Linked DNA regions of Homo sapiens: regions 2 and 3 are each linked to region 1. A link is a contact called in ENCODE Hi-C or POLR2A ChIA-PET data. All regions are on one chromosome and are shown on one strand. Each heading gives the region's core, a stretch centred on a gene start or an enhancer-like site at or near the end of the contact. The rest is flanking DNA. Distances are from core to core; before and after follow the strand shown. Region 1 holds the start of CTCF (CCCTC-binding factor). Region 2 holds the start of SLC7A6OS (solute carrier family 7 member 6 opposite strand). Region 3 holds the start of PDP2 (pyruvate dehydrogenase phosphatase catalytic subunit 2).

Region 1 (4,908 bases), core at 1,319-3,818:
GGAGGCAGAGGTTGCAGTGAGCCGAGATCGCACCACTGCCACTCCAGCCTAGGGGACAGAACGAGACTCCGTCTCAAAAAAAAAAAAAGGTCTGGGTTACCCTAACATATCAATTCATCCTCAATTTATTCTCTCCGTAGATTGTTTTTTAATAAAAACAAAACAAAGCATGATTCCTGGCATATGGGAATTTCAAAGGATAGCAACTGTGTGGAAAAGGTCTATTCCACTAAAACAGCATAAATGACGTATAAACCCAAGAAGCTGATGACTGCATATGAAACAACCAAACCAAGAAGCAAAATATGGTCTATGGAGCACAGTACTAACCCGGGAAAACAAGCTTTACTCCTGGCTCGATTATACACCTGCTGTATTTTAATTTTTAACTCAATGTTGAGCTTATTTAAATAAATAAAACATGCTACTTAACCACAATTTCAAAAGGAAAACAAAGTCACAAAAGAATGCAATAAATTACACAATTGGACTAACATATTAGATAATTAAAGGTGATTCTATTCCCAAGTCTAACTATCAATCAACGCTACTGCATTTAGTTACTCTATGCAATTTTATTGAGGAAGAGGGGTGGCAGGAATATTTTGCAGGGTTCCAAAAGGAGACATAGAAAGCGTGCCTACGAAGAGGACTGCAGTGAGGAGCTACACATTGAGATTACATACAGTGGACTGGACAACTTTGGTTAGGACCAGGCTGTTTAATTTCTTCATAAACTTAACATAGCTTCCTTCCTAAAAACAGGTTAATCCAGACTTTCTTCTCTCCAAAACAACCCGAACTGATACATTAACTGCTGCAATGAACTATATTAAGGCACTAGAATATTTACGGAAAAGCAAAAGACTCCCGCAATTCAACGGGATGCTTTTTAGTGAAGAAAGAAAACTTAAGGACCGAATAAATTTAAATATATGCCTTGTTTAACTTCCTTTCCCACCTATGAGGACTTGGTTTTTAACTTTCCTAGTTGATCGAAACTCAAAGTATGAAGACTACGTATGCGAATGTTTACTTAACGCTGAACTCGGGGCTACAGGAAGTCTCCTACTAAACAGTAGTTACATTAGGCGTAGATATTTATAAACCATCTGCAGCAAGTGACCCAGGATTCAATTACAACATCAACCCTCATATTTCATCGCATGGGCAAATTACCAGTCGAGTCAAGAATAAACTCATTCTGCCCTACTGGCGCTCTAGATCGAGTTGCACAATCCTGGGGCAGAACCGCCTTCACCTAGCCCTAGAGCATCAGGTACTAAGTTAGTGTGAGGACATTTTAAAGCGGGAGGGAAACTCAAGGGACTTAGCCCATACTCCCAAATTCAGAAATTTGTCACGTCACTTGAGATCAGAATGAAATTTAAGTTTCAGTCCCTTTGAGATCTCTGAGCGCACAAAGTCAGGCTGCTATCACTCGGCTGGGGAGTCCGAACCCGGCTGGATAAAAACTACTTGGTGCGGAACTCGCATCTTTTCCGCCCACCGTGGGGGGGCCGCACCGGTCGGGTCCGGCCAGGAACCCGGGCGCGAGTTTGGGGGCGCAGCGGGGGCGGCGAGCGCGCGTCCCCCCGCCCGCTCAGGCAGCGTAGAGGTGCGAGCAGCTCAGCCAGCCTTGCAGAGGGAGCTCTCGGCAGCTCTGGGGTCCCTCTGCTCGCAGCCGCTGCAGCGCCGCCTGCGCCACTCGGCGGAGACGGAGACCAGCGGCGGCGACGCGCGGACTGGGAGCGACCGCCGAGCAGCCAAGCAGCTGGGAAGGCACGCAGGCCGGCAGGGTAGGTTCCGGGGACGGGGCTGGCTGGAGGAGGGGCAGCCCGAGACGCGACGGCCAGGGCCCGACACCCATACGGCACCGGGACCTGGCTTAGCGCGCGGCGGCAGTCGGTCCGAACCCTTAAGCTAGGCGGGCGCCGAAGCCGGGACGCGGAGATAGTGTCTCAGCTGGGGCCACCCGCCGCGGGAGGGGCGGAGGACACAGGACAGAGGGCGGGCCGCGGCCGGGCGATCGGCCGGCCAAGAACCGGCCTCGAGGGCAGACAAAGGAAGGAAAATGGAGTCGCCGGGCGCGCGGGCCTCTGCCTCTGCCGCCGCCCGAGGCCTAGCGCGCTGCCAGGAGGGAGGCCTAGCGGGCGGGCGGGCGGGCGGGCGTGGGGGTGGGGGGGGCGGCCGGGCCACGGCGGCGACGGGCAATGGCGGCGGCCGCGCCGCAGCAGGGACGGTAGAGGGAGACAAACACCCCCCGGCGGCGGCGCTGGCGCCGGGCTGCAGCCAGCGCCGACCGGAGCGGCCCCATCGTGACACCTAGAGGCGGCCCGCGAAACCTCCTCCACCCCGGGCCCCCTTACCTCCGCGCCACACCCCCCGCGGCGCCCGCTCCGCCGCCGCTCCACGGCTCCGGCCACCCGGCGTCTCCGGCGAGCTCCGCGCGTCCGCACCGGCCACCGCCGCCGCCGCTGCCGCCAAAGAAGCAGCTCCGCGCACGGTTTAATCGCTCCACAGGCTCAGACACAAAATGGCGGCGGCGCGGTGCAGTGCGCCTGCGTCGGCGCTGCCGGGGCCGCGGGTGCTGATAAGGGAAGGGACGGGTGGGGGGACCGGCCGGGCGGCGAGTAGAGGGCGGGGGAGGAAAGGTGAGGGGAGGGGTTGGCGCAGGGCAGCATGGGAGGCGGCCCCGGGCGCCAACTTTCAAAAGCGGGCGCGATGGCGTCACGGGACGCGCCGCGAGTCGCGTCGTCACGCCGCACGCGCCCTCGCCGGGTCGCTCGTGGGCTCTGCCGGCGCCGCGGCGTCCTGGCTCCCGCTGGGTGGGGCTTCCTGGGCGGAGGCCGCCGCCCCTGGGCGGTGCCGGATCCAGTCCGCTTGACCTTATTCCCTAGCTGCTGTCTCCGGCCCCCTGAACCCGTACAGGGTTGGGGAAGTGGGGGTGGCTGGAGGAAGCGCGCGCGGGGCAAGCCAGTGGGGCTGAGGAGGCTCCCGGGCCCGGCCCCGCCCAGTCTCCGCCCCAGCCAGGCCCGACCCGCCCTCCGAATGTCTTACAGCTGCCCGCCCCAGAGTAAGGCCCGGTCGGTTCCCGCGCGCTCCCAGCTCCGTGCCCGCGAGCGACGACTGGAAGGGCTGTCCTTGCTCAGCGGCTTTTGGTGATCTCTCCGCCCTAGAAGAGGGCCACCTAAAAGCGGGTGCGAGAGGAGAGTGGGAGGGCCTCCTCTTGGTGTCCCCAGGCCACCTCAGCCCGGAGAGGTGGCGGAAAACCAGACTTGATGCTTTAACACGTTCATAGCAATCGCTTTTTACTGAAAGGAGTTTCTGTATTTAGCGCTGTGTAATTCTGTGGAAACGTGCATTTCTTGTCTTTGCGGGAGAGCTGTTCTCTGTGGGCGGAGACCTTCAGTCCCACCCCTCCCCAGGAGGCGCCTGCGGACCCTTCCCAACCTGCAGTCAAGTTGACCAAGAACTGACTGCAAGGTGCTGGTGGCTCTGGGATGAGAGCCTTTTGGTACTTACAGGGAATATGACTCTTCCCTTAGATATCAAATGGACCCAATATCTAGGGAGCAGCTTCTTCTCCATCCATCTGACCGTTCCGTTGTGAGAATGCTGGCCCAATAACATACTCTTTTTTTTTCCCCTAAAGGAATAAAAAAATCTGTATTTTTAAGATGTCAAATCTCCAGAGTTTTTAGATGTTAGCAACTGAATCAGATGTTTTTAAACTTCATGAGCTGATTAAACCACACAGATGAGCTGTCAGTTTACGACCCCTGGCTTGGCTTGGAGGAAAGAGTGAAGAGAAATTCCATGGCCAAATCCTGGGGCACTCCAATATTGGGAGGGTAATGGAGAAGGAGTCTGAAAGGCAGCATCTAGGAAGTCATGAAAGCTAGCGCTGAGTTGTGGAATCCCTGGGCAGAGAAGGTTTCAGGTAGGAGGCATCAGCTGAGCGGTGTGATAAACTTGGGCCAGAGATGTGGCTATTGGATTGGGTCACCTTGCAAGTCACTGGAGAATGTCACTGATGGCCTTGGCTTGATTCACGTGAGTATATCAGGGAGGTGGACCTGACCGGAATGGGTTAAACAGTCACCAGGAAAGTGAGGAAATGGAGACAGCACATGTATGCAATTTGAGAGAGGTTTTGCTGTGAAGGGACCAGATAAGTTTGGGGATAGATATAGAAAGAAATCTTTTAAAAGATAGTAGGGGCCGGGCGCAGTGGCTCACGCCTGTTATCCTAGCACTTTGGGAGGCCAAGGCAGGTGGATCACCTGAGGTCAGGAGTTCGAGACCAGCCTGGCCAATATGGTGAAACCCGGTCTCTACTAAAAATACAAAAATTAGTTGGGCATGGTATCGCGCGCCTGTAATCCAAGCTACTGGGGAGGCTGAGGCAGGAGAATTGCTTGAACCCGGGAGGCAGAGGTTGCAGAGAGCCAAGATTGGGCCACAGCACTCCAGCCTGGGCAACAAAGCGGGACTCCATCTCAAAAAATAATAATAAATAAAATAAAAGATGGTAGGGTTCCCAGAGCATGTTTATGTGCCATTGGGAGGGATATGGTGGGGAAGAAAGATGGGTGATCCAGGAGAGAGGAGGCTTGCTTGACCTATATAGGAGTGAAATCCATCAGAAGATATAAGGAAACAGGGAGGGTTGACCTTGGAGAGGAACAGGGATGCTTCCATTCATGATAAGGGCAACAAAGGTGAAGACAGATGCAAGTGCAGGGGAGAGGGAAGGCAAGTCCTTAACAGGATTGCCTTGGTGGCATTGGGTACTCATCTGAGGTTTGTGATCATGATGTTAAAGGTAAACCAGTTGGCCCAGTGTGTTGGTTTTTCTCCAACATTCAGCTGCTTGGGTACAGACATGAAGAAAAGGGATAGTAC
Region 2 (4,908 bases), core at 1,344-3,843, 750 kb before region 1:
AGGGGGTTGTGGACGGAGAAGGCATTTCATCCAATTAGAAAGGCTTAGACAATCATGCACATTATATCAATCAGTTTAGTGAAGTAAAACTGGACCAGGTGTCAAACATATCAATAGGATCCATATGGTAGAGTCCTGAAATACTAATCCTGTGGTCCATGTGGAATCAATTCTGAAGTCACTTCAAGGTTAAGAGTCATCGTTTTGTAGTTCATAAGCGTGATGACTGGGTGTTCATGTGCCTGTGTCAGACGTGCCTCCCTCAAACCTTTACTACATTGGCACGTTACCCATTTGAACTGGAGGAAAAAAAAAACTTATAGTGAAGAACTTTAATCCATAGGATTCCTTTCTTGTCTGTGATGTTGCTGAGTCTAAAACCAGGACCACAGTGTCTTTTCAAAACCTGGAACAGCCCAGGCACGGTGACTCACGCCTATAATCCCAGCACTTTGGGAGACCAAAGCAGGTGGATCACCTGAGGTCAGGAGTTCGAGACCAGCCTGGCCAACATGGCGAAACCCCGTCTCTACTAAAAATACAAAAAATTAGCCAGCATGGTGGCAGGTGCCTGTAATCCCTGCTACTTGGGAGGCTGAGGCAGGAGAATTGCTTGAACCTGGGAGGCAGAGGTTGCAGTGAGCCAAGATCGCGCCACTGCACTCCAGCCTGGGCAACAGAGCAAGACTGTATCTCAAACAAACAAACAAACCTGGAACTATGTCTTGTGTTAACAATTTTATGAAGGCATGAACCTCTTCTGGTGGGCACTACACACCTTCTCTGGCTGAATGCCCTCATCCATTATTATTTGTTCTCTCCCAGAAGCAGTCTACACTACAGATTCAGGAGATATTCTCTGAACCCCTCCTCATTCTCCAAGAGTTGTAAACTTGCATGGCCATTTACAAGGAGGAAATAGAAACCACCATGCCAAGCCCTAATTGTATTAGCCGTCAGACTGCAGAGCAGATGGTCCACTACATTCATTCAAAATGTATTTGCTAGGCGGTGGTGGCTCACACCTGTGATCCCAGCACTGTGAGGGGCCGAGACGCAAGGATATCGAGTCTGGGAGTTCCAGACCAGCCTGCGCAACATAGTGAGACCCCGTTCTCTACAAAAAATTTTTAAAAAAATTAGCCGGGCGCGGTGGCCTGTGCCTGTAGTCCCAGTTACTCCCAGCTACTCGGGAGGCTGAGGTAGGGGAATCACTTGAGCCCGGGAGGCAGAGGTTGCAGTGAGCAGAGATGGCGCCACTGAACTCCAGCCTGGGTGACAGAGTGAGACCCTGTCTTAAAAAAAAAAATATATATATATATATATATATATAAATATACATATATTAAAATTAAAAATTACCCGAGTGTAGTGGCGCGTGCCTGTAGTCCCAGCTACTCGGTAGGCCGAGGTGAGGATCGCTTGAGCCCAGGAGGTCAAGGCTGCAGTGCGCCTCGATCACACCACTGCACTCAGCCTAGGCAGCAGAGTGAGACTCTGTCTCGAAAAAATAAAATAACAAAATTTATTAAATACCTTCTATGTGCCAGGCACTATATTAGGGACTGGAGCCACCACCACAAGCTAGAGAAGACCCTTGCCCTCCAAGAGCTTAGACTCTAATGAGAGAGTAATACAAATTACAGACTACATGAATGCAAGAAATACACAGAGCGTTGTAGAAAGAGAAAACCAAGGTTACAGAAGGACTCTGAGGAAACTAGCATTTGAGATCTACAAGACAGACCGGGATAAAAGTTGGGGAAGAGTTTTTACAGGTCAGGAATCCTTACCCCAACTTTCCCAAGAAAAGGCCCTAAGGTAGAAAGAACTAGGTTGCATAAGCAAAATGTGCCAAAAGCCTGAGCGACCGAAGCACTTTTGCAGAAGCCCCCCGCTCCTCATCTCCTATCACATCTTCTGCTCAATCAAGCTGGGCCTTGTCGACTTCGGAAAGGCGTTTGGATTTTGTTCTAAAAGCACTGGGAGCCACTCAAGAGTTTTAAGCAGAAGCGTATCTACACTAGGCTTACGCTTTTACAGGACCACTCTGGTTGGCGTGTAGTGAATACACGACTCTCCAATTACTCAGAACAGTGAGTGGCAAAGACAACAGGTCTGGCAATCAGAGAACTCGTGGCCCAGTTAGGGGTGCGATGGTTGGAGCTACTGCGGTCTCTGTGGCTGAGGGGAGGCGCCAGGCACGAGTACTGCGACAGAGCCCCGCGAGTGGCAGGCACCCGGCTGCACTGCAGAGCCGGGGCCAGCCTAGAACCCCGCTCTCCTGCAGGCCCGGGTGTCCCGAGCTGCCCCACGCGGAGGAGTCCAAGTAGGCCCACGCTAGGCTCCTCTGCCGAAACCCTGGTGCCAAGGACACCATGCTCGCTGCACACAGAACCCCAAAGCGACCCCACCTTCCCAGCATACCCAGCGCCTCACCCGCCGCGGGAAACCCTCCGCTCGCCTCCGCTGCTACCACTTTTACCGCGGCCAGCACGCGGGGCGGGACCTCGCAGCGTCGAGGAGCGTGCTGGGGGGCGGGTCCTAAAGCAGAACTGGAAAGCTATCCCATCACACCCCGCGAGCTCCCACAGTGCTCAGCGGCAGCCACTATGGAGGCCGCCAGGACCGCTGTACTCCGGGTGAAGCGGAAGCGCAGTGCGGAGCCGGCGGAGGCTCTTGTGCTCGCTTGTAAACGCCTCCGGAGCGACGCGGTCGAGTCAGCGGCACAGAAGACGTCGGAGGGTTTGGAGAGAGCGGCGGAGAATAATGTCTTCCACTTGGTGGCCACTGTGTGCTCCCAGGTATTGGGCGTGGTGCAGCTGGTGTGGAGGGCATCTTCGGGTGCAGCCGGTACGAAACCCGATCCCTGACCCGCTCGCGAACTCCTGCTTACGCTGGCCTCCGTCCCCTGTTGCCCCCTAGGAGGAACCAGTCCAGCCTCTCCTGCGGGAAGTTCTGCGCCCGTCACGGGACAGCCAGCAGCGTGTCCGCCGTAATCTCCGCGCCTCGGCTCGGGAGGTCCGGCAGGAGGGCCGCTACCGGGTGCTTTCCAGCCGCCGATCCTTGGGGACCACCTCGAGCGGCCAGGAGTCCGAGTACACGCCGGGGAACCCAGAAGCCGCCGGGAACTCGGGCTTTCAGTTGTTAGACCTTGTCCACGAGGAGGGAGAACCTGAAGCCGCCTCTGCAGGCTCCTGCAAAGTGAGTATGCCCCTGAAGGTGGTCGCTGGGCTTCTCAGGATGGTAATGCAAGAAGACTGGGCCCAGTCGCAGCACAGTTTCATCTTAAGGGGATGGATGATCCATCCGGCGTGACGGCCTCATTTTACAGATTTGGTTGTTCATCCAACATGTGTTTACTACGTGCCTACGATATGCCAGGTATTTTTTTAGATTCTGTGGATACAGCAGTGAGGACCTAACATGCAGGTAGACAGAAACAGTAAACAAGTCTATTCAGTGTCAGATGATGATAAGGGATGTAAGGAGGCGGGGAGACAAAGCAGGAAGAGTGGTGCCACTTCAGTGAGAGTGTCACTGAGGAAATGACATTTGAGTGAAGACTTGCAGAAGGTGAATGGCAGGGTATTCCACATATCGAGAGGACTTCTAGGCAGAGAACCTGAAAGTAAAGAGGCCCTTAAGCCGTTTCTTTGCTCCTTGCAAGGTGCCTGGAGCCCGGTGAGCTAGAGGAGAGCAGTAAGGAATTTGAGGGGAGGATGCCTGCTAGGTACTTGCAAGGACATTGCCTTTCACCCTGACTGAGATGGGGATCACTGGAGCAAAATAGAGATAGAGCAGGTAGGAAAATTGATCAAAGAGAGGTTAAAGGAATAGTCCTGGATAGCATATCAAGTTTGAGGTAGATTTAGGTCTAGAATGCAAGTTTTCTCACATTTAATCCAGTGCTTTTCTTTATATTACATTTGCTAACTTCATTTGCAATCACTTCCAAAAAAAGTCTACTACATGCAGCAAAACTACAGAAATGGAAAATTCTCCTTGAGGCTGGGCACAGTAGCTGACGCCTAATCCTAGCACGTAGGGAGGCCCAGGCGGGAGGATCACTTGAGCCTGGGGAGGTCAAGGCTACAGTGAGCCATGATTGTGCGGCAGTGGCATTTCAGCCTAGGTGACAGAGTGAGACCCTGTCTCAAAAAAAAATAAAATACTCCCTGTAATCCCAGCGCTTTGGGAGGCTGAGGCAGGAGGGTCGCTTGAGGCCAGCCTGGGCAACAAAGCAAGACCTTGTCACTACAAAAAGGAAGAGGAAATTAGCTGGGCATTGTGGCACGCGCTTGTAGTCCTAGCTACTGGGGAGGCTGGGGCAGGAGGATCACTTAAACTCAGGAATTAGAGATTGCAGTGAGCTGTGATCAAGTCACTGCCCTCTGGTTTGAGCAACAGAGCAAGATACTGTCTCTAAAAAAAAAACCAGAAAATTCTCAACATAAAGTGTGCCCTCTCTTTTTTTTTTTTTTTTTGAGTCAGAGTCTCACTCTGTTGCCCAGGCTAGAGTGCATTGGCATGATGCTGGCTCACTGCAACCTCCAACTCCCGGGTTCAAGCAATTCTCCTACCTCAGCCTCCCAAATAGCTGGGATTACAAGCGTGAGCCACCACACCCAGCTAATTTTTGTATTTTTAGTAGAGACGGGGTTTCGCTATGTTGGCCAGTCTGGTTTTGAACTCCTGGCCTCAGTGATCCGCCCGCCTCAACCTCCCAAAGTGCTGGGATTACAGGCATGAGCCGCTGCGCCTAGCCAATATGCCCTCTCTTGATAAACATTTTTATAGAACTCATTTTAATTATTTTTGCAACTTAAAACAATTATAATTCAAAATGAATCCACAAGCAACAAGCAAATGGTACTAGTGTAATTGTTTATTGTTGTTTTTGTTTTG
Region 3 (4,908 bases), core at 795-3,294, 680 kb after region 1:
TAATAAAATATGACGCTTCTGCTAAAAAAAAAAAAGTAGCTATTATTTTCATCATTAGGTATATACCCCTCTAAGTCATTCTGGGTATTTTTTGTTTGGTTTTTTTTTGTTTTGTTTTGTTTTTGAGATGGAGCCTGGCTCTGTCCCCAGGCTAGAGTGCAATGGTAAGATCGTGGCTCACTGCAGCCTTGCCCTTCTGGCCTCAAGGGATCCTCCTGCCTCAGCCTCCTACATAGCTGGGACTACAGGCATGTGCCGCCAGGCCCAGCTAATAGACAGGGTCTCCCCGTGTTTTCCAGGCTGGTCTCAAACTCCTAGGCTCAAGCGATCTTCCGCCCTTGGCCTCCCAAAGTGCTGAGATTACAGGTGGGAGCTACTGCGCACAGTCATTCTGTACGTATTTTTGTAGAGTTGTAACCCCAACTTTGAATCTGGCTTTCCTGATAAGAGTATTTTTTCACATCTGATGGCTACATTTTGACATAAATAATCACAACTTACTTAACTATTCTTTACGGCTGGAAATTTAGAGGTTGTTTCTACTACTTGCTATTTATTAATATAAAATACCAAACTGGACTGGGCACAGTGGCTCATGCCTATAATCTCAGCATTTTGGGAGGCCAAGGCAAGAGGATCACTTGAGGCTAGGGAGTTTAAGACCACCCTGGGTGATACAGCAAGTGCCCCATCTCTACAAAAATTTTTAGATTAGCTGGGCATGGTGGTAAGTGCCTGTAGTCCCAGCTACTCAAGAGGCTGAGGTGGGAGGATCGCTTGAGCCCAAGATTTCAAGACTGCAGTGAGCTATGATCACACCACTGCACTCCAGCCTGGGCGACAGAGCCAGATCTGTCTCTTTAAAAACAACAACAACAACAAAACCCCACCAAACTGTACTGCTTTATGCAGTAACCTTTTCTCTACTTAGGTTTTATCCTAGTTATTTCCCAAACAAGGAGTCAGTAGGTCCAAGGGTGTAGACTCATTGCCAAACTGATTTCCAAAAGCTTCACATCTGCCTCCTCAAGGGGGTGACGAGTTTCCTAGTCCCTTCACTAGCCCTGGTGGTACTTTTCCTTGGAATATAATAAATTAAATTAAATTAAATTAAATTAAATTAAATTAAAAAAAAAAAAACAGAACAAAACCTTGACCCATTATAATGAGCTTTTCATGTATGAATCCTGCCCTCGGGATCTCGAGATCATTTGTCGGGACCTCAAGAGTTCCCAGGACTGAGGACCGTCCCTTCACTCCCCCACCCCCTGCCAGCCCACCCCGCAGAAGTCGGTGCGGGGGCGGTCTGTCCGGGAGCAGAGGGCGCCTGACGCTCCGGCCCTGCAGTCAAGGCAGGCAGCGGTGCAGGGTGATACACCGCAGCCAGGACGCAAACCCTCTTGCATCCTTAAAGAAAACAGACAGGTCCCAAGTTCAAATCTCTGACTTCAGCCTCATCGCTAAGTGCATGGACTCCGGAGCCCACCAAAACCGATCTCCCTAGAACCCCGGCACGGCCGTACCCCAGCTGGGTGCCCCCGGGCGACCCGCTTGGTGCCTCTGAGCCCCGGCTTGCCAGCCTGTAAAACAGGGGCGTGCAGTCGGGACACAGAGCTCCAAGGGGTGCTCGATAGGCCAGAGCAGCTAGTGGGGTGCCCCGGTAGGCAGCCAAGGGTCCTCGGCGAGCCCGCGGGCCCACGTGGCGCGCGCACGTGAGTGGGGTGACCGTGGTCGTAGGCCCAGCTGGTCCCTCTCCGCCGCGGACCCGCCCCCTCACCTCAGCTCTCCCTCCGCCCAGTCACCTGAGCCGGTGCCGCAGGCCGGGAGGGTCAGGCGCCGGCGAGGCCTGGCGGGGAAAGAGGTGTCCACATCCCCCGCTCGTTACCTTCCCTACCTCGGACCCTCGCCCGCTTCTCACCAGCTGGCGAGGCCACAGCCGCCCGCTCCGTCCGGTCAGTTCAGCGCCTGCGCACAGTGCCACAACTGCGGCCACCAGGTCCTCACCTCACCCAGGCGGTCCCTAGTCAGGACCCAGCTCCAGAAGGAAGCGCCCTCCCGCCAGCCCTGGTTGGCTCAATTGCGGAGGCGGGCCCTTGATGGACAGAGGTATTGCCCAATGGCTAAAGAGGATGAGAGGCGGGCAGAAAGGCGGGACCCGGGAGGGGGCAACACCGCCCCTTACCCCCTGCCTGGGTGCTGAAAGTGTTCGAGCGCGGGGCCACAGGACCAGGCAGTCACGTGCCTGAGATCGCCAGCTACGTGGCCGCTACACTCTGCATACCCCGAACCCAGCGGCCTCCCCAATTCCTCACCGTTGTTAGAACACCTCACTGCTTCCTCTCCACTTCGGTGTCGACCACTCCAGAACCCTCTCTTGAGCGCCACACCCTGATGTCCAGCCACCTGGACACCTGCCTCTGGAGGCCCCCAGGCGCCTCAAACATAACTTACCCCAAACTCAGCTTTCTGCCAAACTTGCTTTTTCTCTTCTCTCCTAACCCAGTAATGGCCCCACCATCTGCCCAGAGACCCAAGCCAAAACCCTGGGAGGCATCTTGACTCCTTCCTCTCCCTCACCCTCTCTTTCCAGTTATCTAATGCTGTAAATCCTATCTCCTAAATCTCTCTCCACTCATCCATCCGGCGACGCAGCCACCCTATTCCAAGCCTCTCACTTGATTTTACGGTTTTCCCTCCTCCACCTTTGACTTGGTCCTAACCACAGAGCAGAGCAGCCAGAATGACGCCCCTCCCACCTTTTCTCGTGGTTGGTGGGTAGAGACAAGGTCTTTCTATGTTGCCCAGGCTGGTCTCAAACTGCCGGGCTCAAGCAATCCTCCCACCTCAGCCTCCCCAAAGTGCTGGGATTACAGACGTGAGCCATCACGCCTGGCAGAATGACACTTCTAAAACTCAAATTCCAAGGCCGAGTGCGGTGGCTCCTGCCTGTAATCCCAGCACTTTGGGAGGCCGAGGCGGGGGGATCTCCTGAGGTCAGGAGTTTGAGACCAGCCTGGCCAACATCACGAAACCGTCTCTACTAAAAATACAAAAATTAGCTGGGAGTGGTGGTGCGCGCCTGTAGTCCCAGCTACCTGGGAGGCTGAGGCATGAGAATCATTTGAACCAGGGAGGTGGAAGTTGCACTGAGGTGAGATCATGCCACTGCACGCCAGCCTGGGAGACAGAGTGAGAGTCTGTCTCAAAAAAAACAAAAACAGAAACAAAAACAAACCAAAAAAACCCTCAAATTCCTGCCCTAAAGTCTTTTTTTTTTTTTTTTTTTTTTTTTTTTGAGACGGAGTCTCGCTCTGTCGCCCAGGCTGGAGTGCAGTGGCGGGATCTCGGCTCACTGCAAGCTCCGCCTCCCGGGTTCACGCCATTCCCCTGCCTCAGCCTCCCAAGTAGCTGGGACTACAGGCGCCCGCCACTACGCCCGGCTAATTTTTTGTATTTTTAGTAGAGACGGGGTTTCACCGTTTTAGCCGGGATGGTCTCGATCTCCTGACCTCGTGATCCGCCCGCCTCCGCCTCCCAAAGTGCTGGGATTACAGGCGTGAGCCACCGCGCCCGGCCTCCTGCCCTAAAGTCTTTAGTGGTTTCCCACAAACCATTAAGCTTTGAACTGACCATTATATTGGCCTGCTACTGACAATTAACTCAGCACGGCTGGCGGCTGGTAGGTTGAGAGAGACAGCGAACCCCGACACCAGATAATCCCTCCGTCCCTTCTGGTCCTAACATTGTGGCATTCCAGTGATGACCTGCTTCCTTATAAATTATTTTCACAGAACTCTTGTAACTATGGTAAGTCAGATGGAGTCCTTCCCTGGAGACAGAGAAAAATGGGAGACAACCAGAAAAAGCCACTTGGAGCCCTGAGAGTGTGGTTTTCCAGAAGGAAGACACCCTGGCTTACCTGGGCAGCCTGGCCAGCCTCCTGGACCCAAGGACGTGGTCACAATAAAACTGCTCATGTCAGACTTGCCCTTGTATATTTATAGTTCCACTCACCCTTAGCCCTTTCCAGAAGTTCAAAGTCAGGACTGGCAATATCTCTCTTCCTGCATATTAAGAGGACTGTTTCAGACCCAAACTAAAAAAAAGTCTAAGGGTTTCTAATAAATGAGTGCAAGAGAATGCAAAAGCACACTTCTTCCCTCCCCCCAGCAGACAGGTCATATAGGGTCACAACGGGTTACCCTTCCGGACAGAGGCAGCAGTGTTTAATTATTCAATCTGCAGGTGTTATGGGTGCCCACAATGTGTCAGGCCCTGGGCTGACTGCTGAGACACACAGATGGCGGCCCCCGCCACTTTCCTGAGAAAAATTACATCATTCCACCAAGCCTGAAACCACTGAGTTTTTCTAAGTTACCACACACACCCACTTCCAAAGTAAAAATGCACCCTGGAGGATTTTATGTGCATTGGAACTTTCATTTCAAGGCTATAACCAGTTCAGTCACCCTATATAGGATGGCCAGCCGAAGTCCCTCACCGGATCTCTCAAGGCTTCCTTGTCCCAAGGTCTTATAAGCAAATACGATGGAAAAGGATTACTTCTCTCTCCTTCGAGAAAGGGAAAGCATAGCTCGATTGGCAGGTTTTTTTTGTTTTTGTTTTTGTTTTTGTTTTGATATGGAGTCTCACTCTGTCACCCAGTCTGGAGGGCAATGGTGTGGTCTCGGCTCACTGCAACCTCCGCCTCCCGGGTTCAAGCGATTCTCCCGGCTCAGCCTCTCAAGTAGCTGGGACCACAGGCATGTGCCATCATACCCGGCTAATTTCTGTATTTTTAGTAGAGAGGGGGTTTCACTATGTTGGCCAGGTTGGTCTCAAACTCCTGACCTTGTGATCTGCCTGCCTTGGCCTCCCAAAGTGCTGGGATTACAGGCGTGAGCCACT

What was found. A loop is a pair of places that touch in the nucleus more often than their neighbours do. ChIA-PET counts read pairs that join two places held with the same protein, here RNA polymerase II (POLR2A). Pooled maps may share reads with other maps.
Region 2: a loop to region 1 is called in a map of natural killer cell, with 4 times the contacts of the local background. The contact joins the promoter of SLC7A6OS here to the promoter of CTCF in region 1. A Hi-C loop is called at or near these places in 2 of 168 maps with a recorded cell type or tissue (naive thymus-derived CD4-positive, alpha-beta T cell and natural killer cell), 1 of 37 single-sample maps with no recorded cell type and 9 of 50 pooled maps. POLR2A ChIA-PET finds 5 or more read pairs at or near these places in 2 of 52 experiments (WTC11 and activated CD4-positive, alpha-beta T cell).
Region 3: a loop to region 1 is called in a pooled map, with 6 times the contacts of the local background. The contact joins the promoter of PDP2 here to the promoter of CTCF in region 1. A Hi-C loop is called at or near these places in 5 of 50 pooled maps. POLR2A ChIA-PET finds 5 or more read pairs at or near these places in 2 of 52 experiments (A673 and OCI-LY7).

The regions. Positions count from the first base shown.
Region 1 is chr16:67,560,186-67,565,093 of GRCh38, reverse strand. It overlaps CTCF (CCCTC-binding factor), which reads right to left and starts at 2,568. Exons shown (of 12, transcript NM_006565.4): 1 at 2,370-2,568. It overlaps CTCF-DT (CTCF divergent transcript), which reads left to right and starts at 2,785. Exons shown (of 1, transcript NR_158165.1): 1 at 2,785-3,683. LOC124903703 (a long non-coding RNA gene) reads left to right here and starts at 1,644. Exons shown (of 2, transcript XR_007065094.1): 1 at 1,644-1,799. RefSeq lists silencers at 1,497-1,596, 2,117-3,126 and enhancers at 1,350-2,212, 3,357-3,406, 3,427-3,476.
Region 2 is chr16:68,308,631-68,313,538 of GRCh38, reverse strand. SLC7A6OS (solute carrier family 7 member 6 opposite strand) reads left to right here and starts at 2,593. Exons shown (of 5, transcript NM_032178.3): 1 at 2,593-2,804; 2 at 2,926-3,204. The coding sequence starts at 2,613. PRMT7 (protein arginine methyltransferase 7) reads right to left here and starts at 2,520. Exons shown (of 19, transcript NM_019023.5): 1 at 2,440-2,520; 2 at 1,363-1,497. It overlaps LOC124903789 (small nucleolar RNA U13), which reads left to right and starts at 199; the gene lies at 199-300. RefSeq lists an enhancer at 2,624-3,588.
Region 3 is chr16:66,877,651-66,882,558 of GRCh38, reverse strand. It overlaps PDP2 (pyruvate dehydrogenase phosphatase catalytic subunit 2), which reads right to left and starts at 2,044. Exons shown (of 2, transcript NM_020786.4): 1 at 1,919-2,044. RefSeq lists a silencer at 1,591-1,770 and enhancers at 1,230-2,002, 2,251-2,330, 4,481-4,530.